2 separate regions of the Homo sapiens genome follow, and region 2 is linked to region 1. The links are chromatin loops, found by intact Hi-C in ENCODE. Cell type or tissue: heart left ventricle. All regions are shown on one strand. Each heading gives the region's core, and the rest is flanking DNA. Links, peaks and the distances in the headings are about the cores only.

What was found. Peaks named below come from ENCODE experiments on the same cell type or tissue, not always from the same donor. Only the 100,000 strongest peaks of a DNase experiment are listed, where the experiment ranks them.
Region 2: a loop joins it to region 1, with 1.9 times the contacts of the local background. A loop is called at or near these places in 30 of 110 quality-filtered maps.

The regions. Positions count from the first base shown.
Region 1 is chr17:17,105,563-17,113,885 of GRCh38, reverse strand. All of the region lies in intron 3 of MPRIP (myosin phosphatase Rho interacting protein), which reads right to left. Among named protein-coding and RNA genes, the nearest start is that of MPRIP, 67 kb to the right of the region's middle. RefSeq lists enhancers at 5,076-5,600, 5,621-5,820. In heart left ventricle, for the core only: a CTCF peak has its summit at 4,437 (motif pointing left); a DNase peak (open chromatin) is centred at 2,215; H3K27ac peaks cover 4,620 bases.
Region 2 is chr17:17,052,625-17,060,947 of GRCh38, reverse strand. The region is part of intron 1 of MPRIP (myosin phosphatase Rho interacting protein); the gene reads right to left. Among named protein-coding and RNA genes, the nearest start is that of MPRIP, 14 kb to the right of the region's middle. RefSeq lists an enhancer at 4,345-4,984. In heart left ventricle, for the core only: a CTCF peak has its summit at 4,955; no DNase peak of the experiment used is centred there; H3K4me3 peaks cover 494 bases; H3K27ac peaks cover 3,265 bases.

The DNA.
Region 1 (8,323 bases), core at 116-8,115:
GAAAAGAAAAGAAAAGAAAATGCAAATCACATCAGCCACAATGAGATGCTAGTTCACATTCACTAGGGTAGAGGTAAGTTAAAAAACAGAAAACTGTCAGTGTTGGTGAGGTCATGGAGTAACTGGAACCGTGGTGCAGCCACTCTGGAAAGCAGTATGGAGCTTCTTCAAAAAATTAAACTGGACTTTATAGATTTGCTGTTTCATCCAGCAATTCCACTTGTAGGTATATACCCAGAGGAACTGAACACAGGGACTCGAACAGATATTTGTACACCCACGTACCATGGCAGCATTATTCACAATAGCCAACAGATGGAAGCAGCTCCAGTGTCCACCAATAGATAGATGAATAAACAAAATGTAGTATGTATATACACTGCCATATAATTCAGCCATAAAAAGGAAAGAAATTCTGGTATGTGCTATACTATGGATGAATCTTGAAAACACTATGCTAAGTGCAATAAGCCAGTCACAAAAGGATAGATACTGTATGATTCCACTTATGTGAAGCACCCAAAGTACTCAAATTCATAGAGAGTAGAATGGTGGTTGCCAGGGTGAGAACAGCTACTGGCAAATTTCTTTTCAAAAATTCTGTACCTGACCTATACCCCAGCTACCTTTCTCTGGCATTTCTGTCCCTGTCTTCATAGAAAACAGACCCTTGAGAGCTATACCACTAGTGATGGACTCAGCTGGGGAGGGCAGGCAGGGATACCAATCAGTGGAAGAAGAGACTGCAGGGCAGGGCCAGGAGCCGTCTGCAAGGGCAGCCTCAAGTTGCCACCCCCCAGGGCATGAAACAGTTCCAGCCCCAACCCTGGGGAGTCCCCAAGTGGACAGCTCCCAAAGCTCATGGGAGCTAGTGAGACCCCAAGTTCCATCCCAGCTGTCTGAGCTCGGAGGACCGCTGGGAAACAGCCCAGGGCTGAGGATGCCTCACTGGCCTCCTGTGGCCAGGGAGAAAGGACAGAGTGAGTTGGCTGTGTCACCAGCAGAAATGCCTAGCCTCTCCCAAGGCCCGCGTGCTACTCAGTGGGGATGGAACGCAGTACAGGCACAGCCTGAGGGCCGCCTCATCCTCCCTCCCTCCCCCTCAACGCCACCGGCTGCGCTGAAACACCTTTGTCCAGTGGCACCAACCCACAGCCCAGTTGCAGCCCTGTCCTCAGGAGGCTGTCCTCCTCCCGCAGAGCTGGGCTCCCCTTAAAGGGGCAGAGGGGAGGAGGCTGGGAGTAAGTGGAACTCAGTTCATGGGAGCGATGAACCATGCAGATGACGGTCCTGAGTGAGCCCTGCAGGAGCAGACGGCAGGAGCCAGGACTGTTCCACGTACAGAGGACAGGGGCAGCTGGGGAGGGGCTGGGGCTGCGGGGCAGGGCCACCATCCCCCAAATCCTTTAACTCCATGGCATCTACTGGACATCAGGCTTGGGGTCACAGTGATGAGGAAGACATGGTGCCTGCCACAGACTTCATGATACGGGGGGAAGAGAGGGCATACATAGCTGCTGTGAGATGGGCACTTGTGGGATGCAGGGGCAAGGAGGCCGGGTTTGGAGGATTCAGATGTCTTAAAGGTGGCCCCAGGCACAAGGCTCGAGACTTGTCCTGGGAGATCCCGACAGAGAGAGCTAGGCCCAAGGAGTGGGAGGGCAGAGACAGAGCTCAGCTGGAGATAAGAAAGCGCCGTTACCCAGGCCTTTCACACAGGCATGTTCTGTCCCGCAAGTATGAGGTGTATCACTGCCATCGCATACACAGGGACACCAGTTGGAAAAGCGCAGCAGCATGCCCAAGGTGGACCACGCTGCCCACAGCACCCGCACACCTCGTAAATATTAATATTTACCCAACACCTGCTCTGTGGGGTGCCGACGACTGTCATGCGACAATGAACAGAACTGATGAAACCTGGCCTGGACGGTTGCCCTTCCAAGCAGTCGGGCAAGCTAAACAAATGCCAGGGTGGGTAGCATGTGGGGAAGGGCCTCGGTGAGAAGCCAGCAGATATGGTGGGAAAGGCCTCCTGGGAACAGAGAGTGAGTGGGCAGTGCTGGGGAAGGCGGCCCGCTTGAGGGAGACTGGGCACAGGTCTGACCAGACATCACACTCAGGAAGGTAGGAGACTGCCTGCTGTTGGTACCGCCCGTAACAGCTGAGTCAGTCCGCAGTTCCCACTTGGTCCTGCTGCCTCGGTTTAACAGGCAGAAGAGTCTGAACAAGTCCTACAACAGAACATGCGGTCCCAAGAGGGACGCTGGCTTCACTCTCCACAGCTGTTCCCCAGCATGGTCTCTCAGGGGCCACCCGTTGCCAGGTCTCCCTCCTCAGCAGAAGCAGAAAACAGAGACCCCCCTGGACACACAGGCCAGCAGGCAGGTGCCCAGGCTGCAGGGGAGATGGGAAAAAGCCCCTGGTGAGGCTCCCTGCTGAGCCCCCACTTCCTAGCTTTCCTCTCATGACCTGGGGCCCTGGTCCTGCCTCAGGACACCTGCTGGGGCCTTCATGGCCAGGGTGCTGGTCTTCCCTGTCCTTCAAGGGCAAGGCCACTGGCACCTGCTTTCCAGGTCCTTCTTAGCAGCCTGGCCTACAGTGGCTTCCTCTCTCTTCGAGTCTCTATGGTACTTTTTTTTTTTTTTTTTTTTTTTTTTGGGACTACCCCTTGTGAAACAGGGCTCTCCCACGACACTGTGCCTAGAGGTTTTTTCTTTTTTTTTTGGTTTTTTTTTTTAAACTTTTAAAATAACCTTTTAATTTCAGAATAGATTCACATTTACAGAAAAGAAGACAAGAGTGTGTGAAGAGTTCTCCTACACCTCTCACCCAGTTTACCCTGTTATTAATACATCAGTGCAGTGCATTTGCTACAATGAATAAACCAATACTGACCTGTTATTAACTAAAGCTCACACCTCATTCAGCACAACTTGATTCAGGTGGCCTCAGCTTGCATCTACTGTTCTCCTGCTCCAAGATCCCACTCAGGACCCCACATCACATTAAGTGTCCTGTCCCCTGAGGCTCCTTTTGGCTGCAACAGTTTCTCAGACCTTCTGTGTTTTGGGTGACCTTGATGGTTTTGAGGAGTGCTGATCAGGTGTGTTGTAGACTGCACCTCAATTTGGGTTTGTCTGACGTTGTTCTCACGACTAGACTGTGGTTATGTGTTTAAGGGAGGACAACCATAGAGGTGATACCCCTTCTCTTCCCATCCTTCCAAGGCTTCACGACTGATCACTGTTGATGATGACCTTAAGTGCCTGGCTGGGGTCGTGCCTGTCAGTTTCTCTGCTGCAGAGCTGCTCCCCACCCCTGTGCTCTCTGGAAGGAAGTCACCACTCAACACGGAGTGGGGAGCTATGGCCATCTCCTTAAGTAAGGAGTAGCTGCATAAATAACCTGGAATTCTGCACAGGACATTTTGTTTCTTCTCTCCCATTTATTTATTTCTTTACTAAATGATTTCCTTATGCCAATACGGACTTGTGGATTTTATATCTTGTCTTAGTCTGTTTTGTGCCGCTATAAGGGAATACCTGAAGCTGGGTCATCTATAAAGAAAAAGAGGGTTATTTGGCTCACAATTCTGGATGGCTGGAAAGTTCAAGATTGGGGATCTCATCTGGGGAGGGCCTTGTGCTGCTCTACTCAGGGTGGAAGGCAAATGGGCGCTGGTGTGTGCAGAGATCACATGGTCAGAGAGGAGGGCGGGAGTGAGAAGGAAGCTGCCAGGCACTTTTTAACAACAAGGTCTCCAGGAAACTAACAGAGCAAGAACCCACTTGCTGCCCCGCCCAGGGCAGGGCACTGATCTACTCATGAGGGATCTGCCCTCATGACCCAAACGCCTCCCAACTAGGCCCCACCTCCAACACTGGGGAACACATTTCAACGTGAGGTTTGGAGGGGACAAACATCCACACTACACCATAATCCAACATTACAGTATTTATTTTGTTGCTCAAAGTGTTCCAGCTTTGGACACTGGGAGCTTTTCAGCCGGCTCCCATGTCCCCCTGACACACCCCCATCCGCATGTGCACCTGTGCAGCCTCAAAGCACTTCCTGGCATTGCAAGGTGCTTCATGTACCTTTAGGGTATATTTCCCGCCCCAGCCCTAGAATTGATCATTTCCTCCAGAAGCCCTGGTTTACTTTTATTGGAAAGTGCCATTAAAAATCAAGATCTGGATGGCAGGTGTGCTCATTGTTTCGCGGGTCTCACAGCTTCTAGGCCCTCTCCGCTAATGGAACAAGGAAATAGAGGTGTATATAACCTGGGCATACCACATATCTATAAACACTTCTCTCTGTATCCTTATGTATCTTTATTAAAGTCTCTATCAACTAAACACACTAGCACCTCCGTGGATCAGTCTAGCCTCCTTCCCTTGCCTGCCTGTTCCTTGTCACTGTGTGCAACAGTGGCTCCTGCCACCTGCCGTCCATTTACTTAACTGTTGAATCCCAGTACACAGGCATTGTGGTCTCAAAAGTGTCAGTACTCGTGTGAGAGAACTGCTTTCCCTTGCACACAGAGCCTATGTATGGCTCCTCTGGCCTCTTGGCTTGCAGACTCCACTCTACTGCAAAAGTGCACACTCCCTTTTACACCACTGTCTGGAAGTCCCTCTGGTGAATTCTCAGAGAAGAACCTGCAACGGTGCCCCATATACCCACGAGCTCAGCAGTGGGCAGAACGGATACTGATTGAATATTTTATACCTTCAGCATGAGTTTTTGAGACCTTTCCAAGGCATGTTTGGATAAGAAGGGAGGGGAACAAAGTGGCGAGGGTAAGGAGAGGACACAGAAGGAAAGGGAGAGAAGGGGGCTAAGGGCCCTTCAGCCTGTTTGAGCGCTTTCAGAAATCTGCGCACCACAGCCGGCGGGAGAAGTTGCACTGGAGAAGAGGCAGTGCTAGCATACAGGTGGGCGGAGTGCTGCCACTGGTGGCTTCAGATGGAGCTTCCTGTGTCCCAGCTTGCCTGGTCTCCAAGTCTGCCTGAGCCTGAGAGGGAGAGGGCGCTGCCATGCCACATGGTGTAACTGCCTTTTCTGCCCAAAGGCCTGCCAGGCAGATCTAGAGAAAACAAGCTGCTGTTTGCTGCAGTGAGACTGAAAGCAATGCAGCTGTGAGGCCCATAACATTCACCCGGCCCCACCCCCAGCACCCTCCCGGTCACCCCTGAGGGATCTACAGCAGGGAGAAGCAGCTTCAGGGGGCCCAGACCTCTCTAGAGGCTAGAGACAAAGGCCAGCTGGCTTAAAATGGAAGGTTTTAGAGCTTAAAGCAATGGTTCCAAACTTTTGCTGAATAATGTAATCACCTGGGAAGATTTCAAAATAGAGGTTCTATGCCCAGAGAGAGACTCAGATTTAAATTCTCAGATGTAGGGCTGAGGCATAGGAATTCTTAAAAGCTTCTCTAGTGATTCTAATGTTCAGCCAAGGCTGGGAACCACTGCCTCAAAGGGAGACCTTGATCTATATTTGATGCCAGAGGCTTGGCTCCGATGGCTGTCTGTCCCAGGCTGGCCACCCAGCTGTATTAAGTCACTTACAGCTTTTTGCTGGGCCAAAGAGGGCCTGATGAAAGCAAAGAAAGACAGAAGAGTGTGGAGACAAAATGCAGCTGTAAAGAGCCTGCTGGCAGTGGGGGTGAATGGACATGCTGGAGCTGCGATTATGATTCATAAAGTGCTTGGGGACAGTACCCTGAAAGGCCATGCCAGCCACAAGAAAACGAAACCCTCAGGCAGCCTGAGGGACAAGGCAGGAGGGAGGGCCATCCTTCTCCAGCAGGCCTGGGAAAAAGGGAGAGGTGGTGGCTGTGTCAGGCAACTGCTCTATCTACAGGGAAATGGCCCTTGCAGGTATGTGAGGCGGGACATGTGGCCAGGGCTCCGGGCAGGCCCCTGAGCAGCGAGCAACCTCTGCAGCCCTGGCCCTAAGCGGGCATACCATAGGTTCTCACACATGCACCTTCCTGCCAACCACTTACAGACACAGAGGGCAGCAGGCAGGCACAGAGGAACCCATGCAAGCTGGAAGCCCAAAGGACTTCAAATCACCTGCTGGGGAGAAACTTAAGATTCCAAACCAGCTAGAGAGATGGGAACTCAAGAACGAGCTCAATGCACAACAGGAATCTCTGGGTTTCCCCCGCCATCAGAGTCTCAGACACGAAGGGGACAAAGGAGGGTAGGGATTGCTCTCTAGCAGGGGATGTGCAGGACCAGCCTGGGCCTGTGTGCCAAATCCACCTGAATACAGGCCAGGCCACAGCCCTCCCTGTTGCGCCCCAGGACACTGAACTCCAGAGGAAGCTGCTGCGTGAGATGATGCAGGTGTCTCCCTGCACCAACAGTGTCAGGCTCACAAGGCACCTGCCAGCCCCAAGCCTTCTAAGGACAGGTCTTGTGCCCAAATGCCAGATGCCGGAGCAACCTGAATAGCACCCAGCCTCTGTCTGGCTCCTGCTCCCCACATCTACCCAAACCTGGCAGCAGCCTTGAAGTCCCCGCCCTGCCCAGGCTCTGAGGCTCCTTCCTGAAGACTCTTGTCTTCAGTGACTTTGTCACTGGGAGGAATTGGGCCTCCTGGCAGTAAGTCCAGAACCCTGAAAGAAGCTCTCTGGTGTTCTCAGAACTGATTCACAGAGAAAACCCACAAACACCAATCCACCCCCTCACTCTAAAGGGAGGGGCAGGGGGCTAGAGCCCATTAAATCCCGACACCCTCCAGGCTACGTTTCCAAAGGACAGGAGCAGAAGCTAAGAATAGACCAAATGTGTTGTAGATAAAACTTTCCTTGAGAAAGGGGTATGACATTAAGTTCCTCTTTGGCTTATTTTCTGCTTCCAAAGACTTCCCCACCCAATAAAATAATTATTAAGAACTGAGATCCTCTGCCAGCATTCCAGGAAGGCCAGCATCTGGGAAAGAAGTCGTTATCTTGGATGCTCTCATCTGCCTCTCTCCCACTGGGAATTCCCAATCTGCTTCTCAGAAATCCAACTTGTTATGGGAGCTTTGCATCAACAGTGATGTTTGAAGACCTATCCTTCTAGCCTGCCACTCCTACCTTGTCCTTCCAAGGTTGGGAAAATGTAGTTGGTCAGTTATGATGGCATAGTGGTGATTTCCTTCCATGTGTGGCGTCTTTTTTCCTTGTGTTCAGCCCTGACCCACCCATCCTCTGAGACTGACCTGCCTCCCAGACTAAACAGCTCTGCATCCCGGATCTCTCCAGCAGGCCTGGCCAGCCTTCACCAGTCAAAGCCACTGAGGGACTCAGGAAGATCCGGTTCTGGAAGGAGGAGAGGAAACACTATGTGGATTCTGTCTGGTGGGCACTGTCCAGGTCTCAAAGCACCAAGCTCTGTGGAGGGCAGGCTCCAGAGCGCTCTTGCTGCCCTCTCTCTGAAGTGGTGGAGGCTCAACTCTTTCAAGATCACAGGTTCTGCCCACGCCAGGCATGGTGTGTTCCTGCTGCTGCCTGCCCAGGATCAAGTCCTCTGGGCAGAGGGGCTTCTACAAGTCGACCACAAAGAGTGAAGCAGCAGAAACACCAAGACACAGACTCCCTGGAAAAGACCAAGAGTGTAGGAATCCAGTTGCCTTTCACCCATTCAGTCACTCAGTAGAAAACGGGGTACTGAGCACCTCTGCTGTGTTGGACGCCGGCAGGGCTGAGAAAGACATGGTGGTGAGGCCACCCCGTGCCTCACTGCAACACTGCAGACACTTCGCCCTGGACAAGCTCCCACACCCACCTGGAGATGCCGTGCTCTGAGATCCCTCAAAGCCACTGAGGGACTCAGGAAGATCCTGATCATGGTACTGGCTACACAGGTGTGCTTAATCTGTGAAACTTCATCAAGCTGAACCTGGGATGCACATGTTTTTTTGTCTTACGGCTTGCCACAATAAAAGGTTTCTTTAACATGCCTCCCTTTGAGTGGCAGATGTCCTATATGGGGTAGGAAAAACTATTTTAAAGATCAAAACCTTAACCTAATCCTAACCCTAAATAAAGATCAAAACTATTATAAAGATCAAATCCTTGAAAGGAAGGCCCTGCCTAGGCCACCAGGCTGGTAATGGCTGAGCTGGAATTAGGGCCCAAATCAGACCCCCTTCCCATAGTCCTGGAGTCACACTGTTTCCAGGGAACAGCCCTCACTGAAAAGTATCTCATTACAGGACGTCGGATAATCAGAGACAGCGTCTCTCACACCACCACCAGTGAGTGACTGCCTGCCCTCCTCTGCCTCAGTGGCCTGACTCAGTGGCCAAGGGACCCATCCAT
Region 2 (8,323 bases), core at 90-8,089, 53 kb after region 1:
TGTGTTGACCAAACTGTGCTAGAACTACTAAAAGTTGTCCATGGGGCCTTGAGTCCTGGAGAATACTGTTCTATTGCTCTACAGCCACACAGTTGTGGACCCAAACTACCTTCCTCAATATAGGCTTCCACAAACAGCCAGCCACTGTGCAGATACTAAAGATGGAGCTACAGCCCCCGCAAGTGTTTCAACATCATCAGGACCCAGAGCCCTGTCCCGGGAGGAAGCCAAGCCTCCGAGGGAGAACACCTGCTCACCAGCTGCCAGGAATGCATTCTGCAGGGAGGACATACATCCCAGCTATGGGAGCACGAGGGCAGGTCTGCACTCCTCCCCGCTGGCAGTGGAGCTGACCCCAGGGCTTAGGGCATATGAGCTCTCATGACCTCCATTTTATACCCCAGGAAACCGAGGCACACAGAGACTCAGTGGTCTGTCCAAGTAAATAGAGCCAGGAAGCAGTGGAAGCAAAACAGGCACCAAGGCCACCTGGTTCCACACTGGCCCTGGCCCATGGGACACTCCTCCCCAGTTTAGCAGGCCATTCCAGAAGGTAAAGGGTGACACAGGTGAAGGGCATGTTCCCAAGTGAGATGTGCTCCCAGGGGTAGGGGTCTGGTCCTCACCAGCACAGCACTCAGTTCTGCCCCACATCCATGCAGCTGGGGCCACGGCCCTGGGAGGCTGCAAGTGGGGGCTTAGGGACCCGGTGGGGCCCCAAAGCACATTGCCCATGAGGCACACATGGAAGGAAGAGCCCTACAGCCTTTACTTCCAGATGAGCCAGCCACAGACCACCCTCCTGCAGCACACACCCAGCCTGGCCATCTGCGCAGGAGGTCAGGAAGCTGGCGGAGATTGGGGGCTGTCCTCCAGAAGGACTCTTTCCTACCTGTGCAAAGACATCAAGGCTGGGTGCAGGCTACCACCTCCACCCACCCCAGGAAAAGCTGGGCCAATAAGCCACCTACTTCAGAGCCTCATCAGTAAGGTGCTCAACGTAATTTATTGTCTTAATTGGGAGTACTTGGGGAAGGAAAAGGGATTCTGCTAATTATGCCAGGACTGCTGGTCCCAGAACTCAGAACAGCCATGCCCACCCGGGACCCTGCAGACTGCAATTGGCTCACCTCCCAACTGGGCCACTCCCCATCCCCACATTCTGCTGCTCTCTATGGAGGCAGGTCAGGGATGCCCCTGATGTCTACCAGCCTCTGCAAGGCCACTGATGCAAAGTTCGCAAAGCCTCTGGGAATACCAACAAGGAGACGAAGACACGAAAGGTGGTGCAAAGGGAAAGGAACTCAGCACCATGCCAGGGAGCAAAGGGGAGGAGTGTGGGAGACTTCCCTGGGAGGGGGCAAATGACAGACTTCAGAAATGGAAGTCAGGGGACACCGTCTGTGGGAAGCTGACACAGCCACAGCCGAGCAGGCCCCAAGGCAGCGGCGCAGCCTGGAACAGTGAACTGCACTGCCCCTCCTATAGAGGCCGGCATGCTCCTCAAGCCCATGGCCCAACTTAAGCTCGACCAGTGGTCTGCAAAGGTGGGAGTCCCTGAGGCCCTTTTTGGGGTCCCTGAGTCAAAACCATTTTAATAAAAATACTAAAACATCCTTTGCCTCCTCTCTCACTCTTTCATGAGTGTACAGTAGAGCTGCCCAAAGGCTACACAGGACATGCTATGGCCACAGACTGTAGAAGCTCTGAGAACCCAGCTGTCTTTCATTATGGCAGACCGTAAAGAGCTCTGCAAAGAGTTAAAAATGTGAGGCTTTTCAGCAAATTTTTGTCTTAGAAAAGTTATTTTTCAGAATATATGTTACGTGACTACATAATAGGCTTATTGTTACTTTTAAGTGAATTCATGAATAAACTTTTTCAGTTTTAACTTCTAATACAAGAAATACCAATGGACATAACCCAGGTAAACTAAAGCGTTCTGAGGGCCTCAATAATCAAGAGCATAAAGGGGTCTGGAACCCAAAAAGTTTGAGAACTGCTGACCTAGCCACCCACTCCCCTAGCACGTCCCCACCCCTTCTGCACCTTTGCTTGGGGAGCAGCCCTGCTGATCCCACTTCTCAGTTGCCATGTGCCCAAACACAAACTTGCCTTTAAGTCTATCTCCTGGTTTCTACTCAAGAGTCCTTTCTATCCAACAGCACTGCCTTAAAAGGCGACATCTAACCCCAGACTTGCTCCTGGTGGCTGTGTTACATATGGTCCATCTGGAAATGAAACAGACTCCAAGGCACAGGCAGACAGGAAAACCTTTCTCTCAACAATGCGGACCTCTGCCTTGGTGAGGAGGCCAGGAGGAGGGGCTGTGACAGAGGCAACACCTGTTTCTCAATGGACCTGGAGCCCTCCCTGGGTCCCCACTCCCCACAGTCCCTGGAGCTCTCCTCCCTGGGTCCCCACTCTCCATGGCCCCTGGGGCTCTCCTCCCCGGGTCCCCACTCCCCACGGCCCTGGAGCTCCACTCCCCGGGTCCCCACTCCTAACAGTCCTAGAGCTCTCCTCCCCAGGTCCCCATTCCCCACGGCCCTGGAGCTCCCCTCCCGGGGTCCCTACTCCTAATAGTCCTGGAGCTCTCCTCCCTGGGTCCCCATTCCCCATAGTCTTAGATCCCCTCCCTGGGTCCCTGCTCCCCCTGGCCCCTAGAATCCTCTCCCCAGGTCCCTGCTTGCAAAGAGGGGCTTGAAGGACCACAAACATAAGCACCTTTACTGTGCCACAGGACTAACGTCCCTGAGCCTGTGGAGAGGAGTCAGAAAAGCAGGGGACTCCACTGGAATGTGCTTCTGTCCGTGTTCCCTAGAACAGCTCGACCAGCACTGGTGTGAAGGGCAATGCCTGAGCTACCCATCTGGGCCTCGGCTCCCACCCCTAAATCATCTCAGGTCACCTCTGTGAAAGGGATACCACTGGGGAGGGGCGTGAAGGATGCTTTGAATGGATGTCAGTGTTCTCTTTCTTAAGTTGGGTGGCAGGTTCACGAGCATTCATTTTTATTATTTAGATTTATATTGTAAATGTATGCTGCTTGTATCCTTTTGTGTACATCCAATATTGCATTCTATTAAAAAATATTACTGCAAGTATTAGAGTATATCAGCGGCTCTTCAAACTGTGAAGATCCCTGGAGGTCATGCTTCAGGGGCCACCTCGGGTGTAGGATGGGGCAGCGGGTGGGGGTCAGGGTGGTCTCATAGCTGATGCCATTCCTCTTCCTGTCCTTCAACATGAGAACATTCGTGCATCATATATGTGAGCTCCACGTTTCATTTCAAGGGGGTGGGTGTTTTGCTGCCAAAGAAATAAAGGTTGAAAACTGGTAACAGTGATGAACAGCGTAGCAAAGGCCTTTTCCCTCTAGCTGACCCCAAGGTCCTCTGGGGACCACTGTGGGGCTCTGTGGGCCCTCTGCCAGCAGCTCCCAGCACCTAGCACTGGGAAGGCACCGCGTCTCCCTGGGGTCTCCAGCCTTCAGCTCCCATGCCCCACAGCCCTCCTTCCAACAATGTTTAAGGATTAACTTGCCTCTTTCTTGGCAGTCAGATGATCTTCAGGTCAGACAAAAAGGGAAGAAAGAAGGCGTGTACCTCCGAGCAGCTGAGCCACCCCTGCACCGCCCCGTGACACTGCCTCATGGCGGCATTTCATGTGTGCGACTCTTGAGGGATGGTCCAGGAACCCAGTTTCCATCCCAGACTCCTCTGTGAAGAGCCCCAGGCTCTGGGCAGGCCTTATTTGGGACCCACCCATAGCCCTCCCACCCAGCAGTCTGCAGGGCTGACATGTGGCTCCAGGTGCTGATGCCAAACAGCTCACTGACAGAATGGCCACAGGCCAGCAAGTCCTCTCCTGGGGTCCGCTGAAAGGAGGTGTTCAGACAAATGCCCGCACACCTGTGTTCACAGCAGCACTATCCACAACGGCCAAAAGGGTGAAGCAATCCCACTGTCTACCATCCATACAAGGAATGAATTCTGACCTGTGCTGCAAGGTGGATGAACCTTGAAAGCATTAGGCCAAGTGCAAGACACCACAGACAAAAGGTCACATATGGTATGGTATGATTCTGTTTTGATGAAATTTCCAGAATAGGTAAATCCATTGAGGCACAAAGCAGATTTGTAGTTGCTGGGGACTAAAGGCGGGGGTGACTGCTTAATAGTTAAGGTGGGGGGTTCTTTTGGAGCAATGGAAATGTTTTCAACTGAAGAGGGGTGGCAGTTGTACAATACTGTAGGCTAAATGCAATGGAATTGTACATGCTAAAATGGTTAATTTTATGTTGCGTGAATTTCACCTCAAAAAAAAAACCCCTCAAAACCAAGGAACCACACACACAGTTCACCCCATCATAGCACGGGGACAGCAGGGCCCACAGCTGCTGGCTGGCTGTAAACTACCCCCAACTCCCACTGGGCTCCTGGCCTCCCTCTGCCCACACACAGGTCCTGCAAGCCCAGCCCCGGCCCCTGCCCCTGCTCCCCACTGTATTCAAGCTGGAGGGGGAAAGTGACATTTTAAAAGCCTCTTCCCTGTTTGGTCTTGACAAACAGCCCGTGGCCACAGGATTTTTGGAACATGACGCCATTCATGGCAAAGGGAAGAGGGCTGGAGAATGCGTGGGGACAAATTTCTGGGGCAACGTCTTCGCAGGGAAGAGTCACACCCTGTTCCTCAAAAAGCCGTCCTTCCCATTCAGAAACAGGTAGGACAGAAGCACGGTGGAAGGAGGAGCAAAAAAAGGGCAGGAAAGCTAAATGAGGTCAGCCCCACCCTTCCCCGCACATGCCAAGGTGGTCAGCCCCGCTCCTGGACACTAGGGGCCAAGGGGGCCACACACAGCCAGACATTGATGGTCTCAAGGCCAAGCTCAGTCCTCTCGAGTCATGTGGAGACAGGGAAGGCCTGGAGTCCCACAGCTGGGTTTCCTCCCGGCTTTGCCACCAGAGGAGCTGCTCTAGGCATATTATACTACCTCTCTCTACCCTTCTCTTAACTCCGCCTTCTGAGACTGCTGGAAATATAAATGAGCTAATAGTGGCCTGGCACATGGCAATTCCTGTCAGCTATGAATACCACCAACAGCGCCACAAAACAATGCCAGGGCAGGCCACCCTTCAGCAATTTCCGTATAGGAAAACCTCCACACCATAGAAGGCCAGGTGCTAGCTGGCCGGGCCCCCTAGGAAGAGGACTCCTAAGCTCCCAGGCTCACGGGGTTTCCAGGCGGGAAGGGAGATGTGGAATTGAGAAGTAGTGGGCTGTCTGCCGAGGTGACATCTGCCTATTAGAAGAGCTCGTTCTCAGGCTCAAAAGAAGAGACTCCTCCTGTTTAGATCTCATAGAAGGGTCCCCTCAGCAGAGGTGCCTTTCCCTGCAAGGGTGAATGACTTGTAAAGGCTGGGGGTAGGGTGGACAGAGAGGCTGGAAGGACCTGCCTGCCAGCTGAGGGGACCCACTCAACACTGGTGACCAGGGGGCCACGAAACGTCCTGGCCAGATCTCCCACCCACCCAGTGATTTGGGACTAGACCCGGCTCCCCAGCTCTGGGATCCTCTCTACCTTCCTTGGGCATTTCAACCAGGCCCGGCACAAGGATTTTCCTTCCCAGACAACTGCAAGGCAGTTGCTCCATGGATACGAGTGGGATAAGCATGGCTTCTCTTAATCTTCTCCCACACTGCCCATGGCAACTCATACACCCATCAAAGAAATTCCTAAAATTGGGATCTGCTCTGCCCTTCATGGGACCTGCATGACTTCTCTGGGCTTGACAGGGGCACAGAAGTGGCCTCTAACATTAAATCCTAAGCTGATGAAGCCTGGCCCCTTCACTTCCTACCCTCTAAAAAAAAAAGAAATTTTTTTTTTTTTTTGATACAGGGTCTCGTTCTATTACCCAGGTTGGAGTGCAGTGGCGTGATCTCAGCACACTGCAACCTCCACCTCCTGCCTCAGGCAATCCTTCTACCTCAGCCTCCCAAGTAGCTGGGACCACAGGCATGTGCCACCAAGCTTGGCTATGTTTTTTACTTTTTTGTAGAGACAGGGTTTCCCTGTCTTGCCCAGGCTGATCTCGAACTCCTGGGCTCAAGCAATCTGCCCACCTTGGCCTCCCAAAGTTCCGGGATAACAGGTGTGAGCCGCAGCACCTGACCTAAAAATTCTTAAAATCAGTTCAGTCCTTACACAGCAGGTCCTCAAATAATGCCATTTCATTCAACATTGATTTGTTATAACAATGTTGAGGAAAAAAAAAAAAGAATTCCTGCACCCACTGCCTGTGTGGAGTTTGTGTGCTCTCACGACTCCGTGGGTTTTCTCTGTACTCTGCTTTCTTTCACATCTCAGAGATGTGCACATTCAGTGAACTGGACATCTAAGTGGTCCCAGTCTGAGCAGGTGTGGGTGCAAGTGTGTCCTGTGATGGAACGGCGTCCTGTCCAGGCTTTGTGCCCTGGGAGAGGCTCCAGCTACCGGTGACATTGAACTGGAATAAGCAAGCTGGAAAACGCATGAATGAATACAGGTAACTGCCTACTAAAAAGTCATCAAGTCTACGATAATCACACAAACACATGACAATAAACTATGCAGTAAGAAGCACTCAGCCAGCCCACCGCTTTTGTCCTTGTTTTTGAACTTCCTGGTGGTAGGAGGTATGCCTTACAATTTTCACTTTGCAGACATTTATTCCTTGATTTAACCTACCACCATGACTGTCATCACTCACTGTCATCACTCACCAAAACTTGTATAGATAATGATCTTACTTGTTTTTATTCATCTTCCTGAAATGTATATAATAGCTCACATGTATTTCCATGTTTAATATTAGAAATACTTTGGATCTTTATTTAGAAGTTTGGTTAATTTTTATAACCTGAAATATGCCGTAGAAACTTAAATCCTGTTTATATCAATTAGCTTATGATAAAATTGGTTTGGTTGTGTGTTGTTATGCTTACAGTAGCAGTTTCCAAGAGCCCATCAATGACGGTGAGGACTTACTGTACTTACACATTCTGAAAAATCAAACACACACAAGGCAAACTGACTACTTCCTTCCAGTCCTCAAGGGGCTGACATAAGAAAGCTGCTAGGGTGGTGCAGAGCAGCTCAGTGGGAGAGGAGACAGCCTGAGCATCTGTTTAATGGGCATGGGCCTGAGCTTCTGTTTAATGGGCATGGGACAGACAGAAACAGGTTTGAGGGCCAGCTTGCCCACAAAATCACAGTGGAAGGTCCCCTCCCTGGGCTGTTTTCTCTGCAGTAACCTAAGAGGGATGGGGACCTGGTGCTCCCCGCACTGCCCCTGCCCCATCTCGCCCATGGCCTGGCCCATGGTGGACATTCAAGAGCAGATGGGCCAGCATGCTAAGTGAGAGCTTCCCAAGGGCAAGATCCGTGTCCCACACACAGCTCCATACTACATGGTTTATTGCTGATAAAACGGACCCCATTTACTAAGCACCCACCATATAACCCAGTATTTACAAACTCTGCCCTTGCCACAGATCCTGCGGTTGCTGAGGACTTTGGAAGCATCTTCCTGCATCCTCATCAGGACCCAAAGCCATGGGTACTATTATTATAACCCCCCAGTTTTCAGATGAGGGGCATAGATGCTTCAGCTCTAAGTAACTTGCTCCATTAGCATGGAAAATGGAGCTAGAATGGAAACTCAAATCTGGGCTCGCCACCATTCCAATTCCCTTGCCTGGGCGCACTGAAATGAAAAGTGGGACTGTGTCAGATTTCTAGGTCAGAGCAGGTCCCCAAGCAGAAGCCATGCAAATGCCCTGACCCACCCCTCCCGCGGCCCTGAGGCTCCTGAGCCTCAAGTGGCTCACCCAGTCCTGATAGTGAGGCTCTGGGTATGGCATCAGGAGACCCAGGAGACATGGCCCCTTTCTCTGGCTCAGCTGGGGCTCCCTGCAGCTGCTCCCCCTTCCCTTGGCCCCTTTATCTATGGGAAGGACCACGAGGAGGTCAGAAACCTTGTGTGGAAAGTGCGCCACGGTTGCTTGTGGGTCTGTTAAATCCAGTGCCTCAGAACCTACAGAGATCAAGGACAAAGCTATTTCCTGATTCTGAATTCCTCTTTCAGAGGAAAAAATTGTGCTTCCTGTTCAGAGCTGTGCCAAAGGTGTGGCTGCTGCCTAGGCCAGTAGCCCATGTTGGGGATGTGGGGCACCCCGAGGCTGAGGAGAGGTGAAGATCTGGGCGATGCCCTGCACAACAGCCTGCACCGTTCACACACACGCCCCACCACACACTCAAGAACTAAGGAGTCCAAGT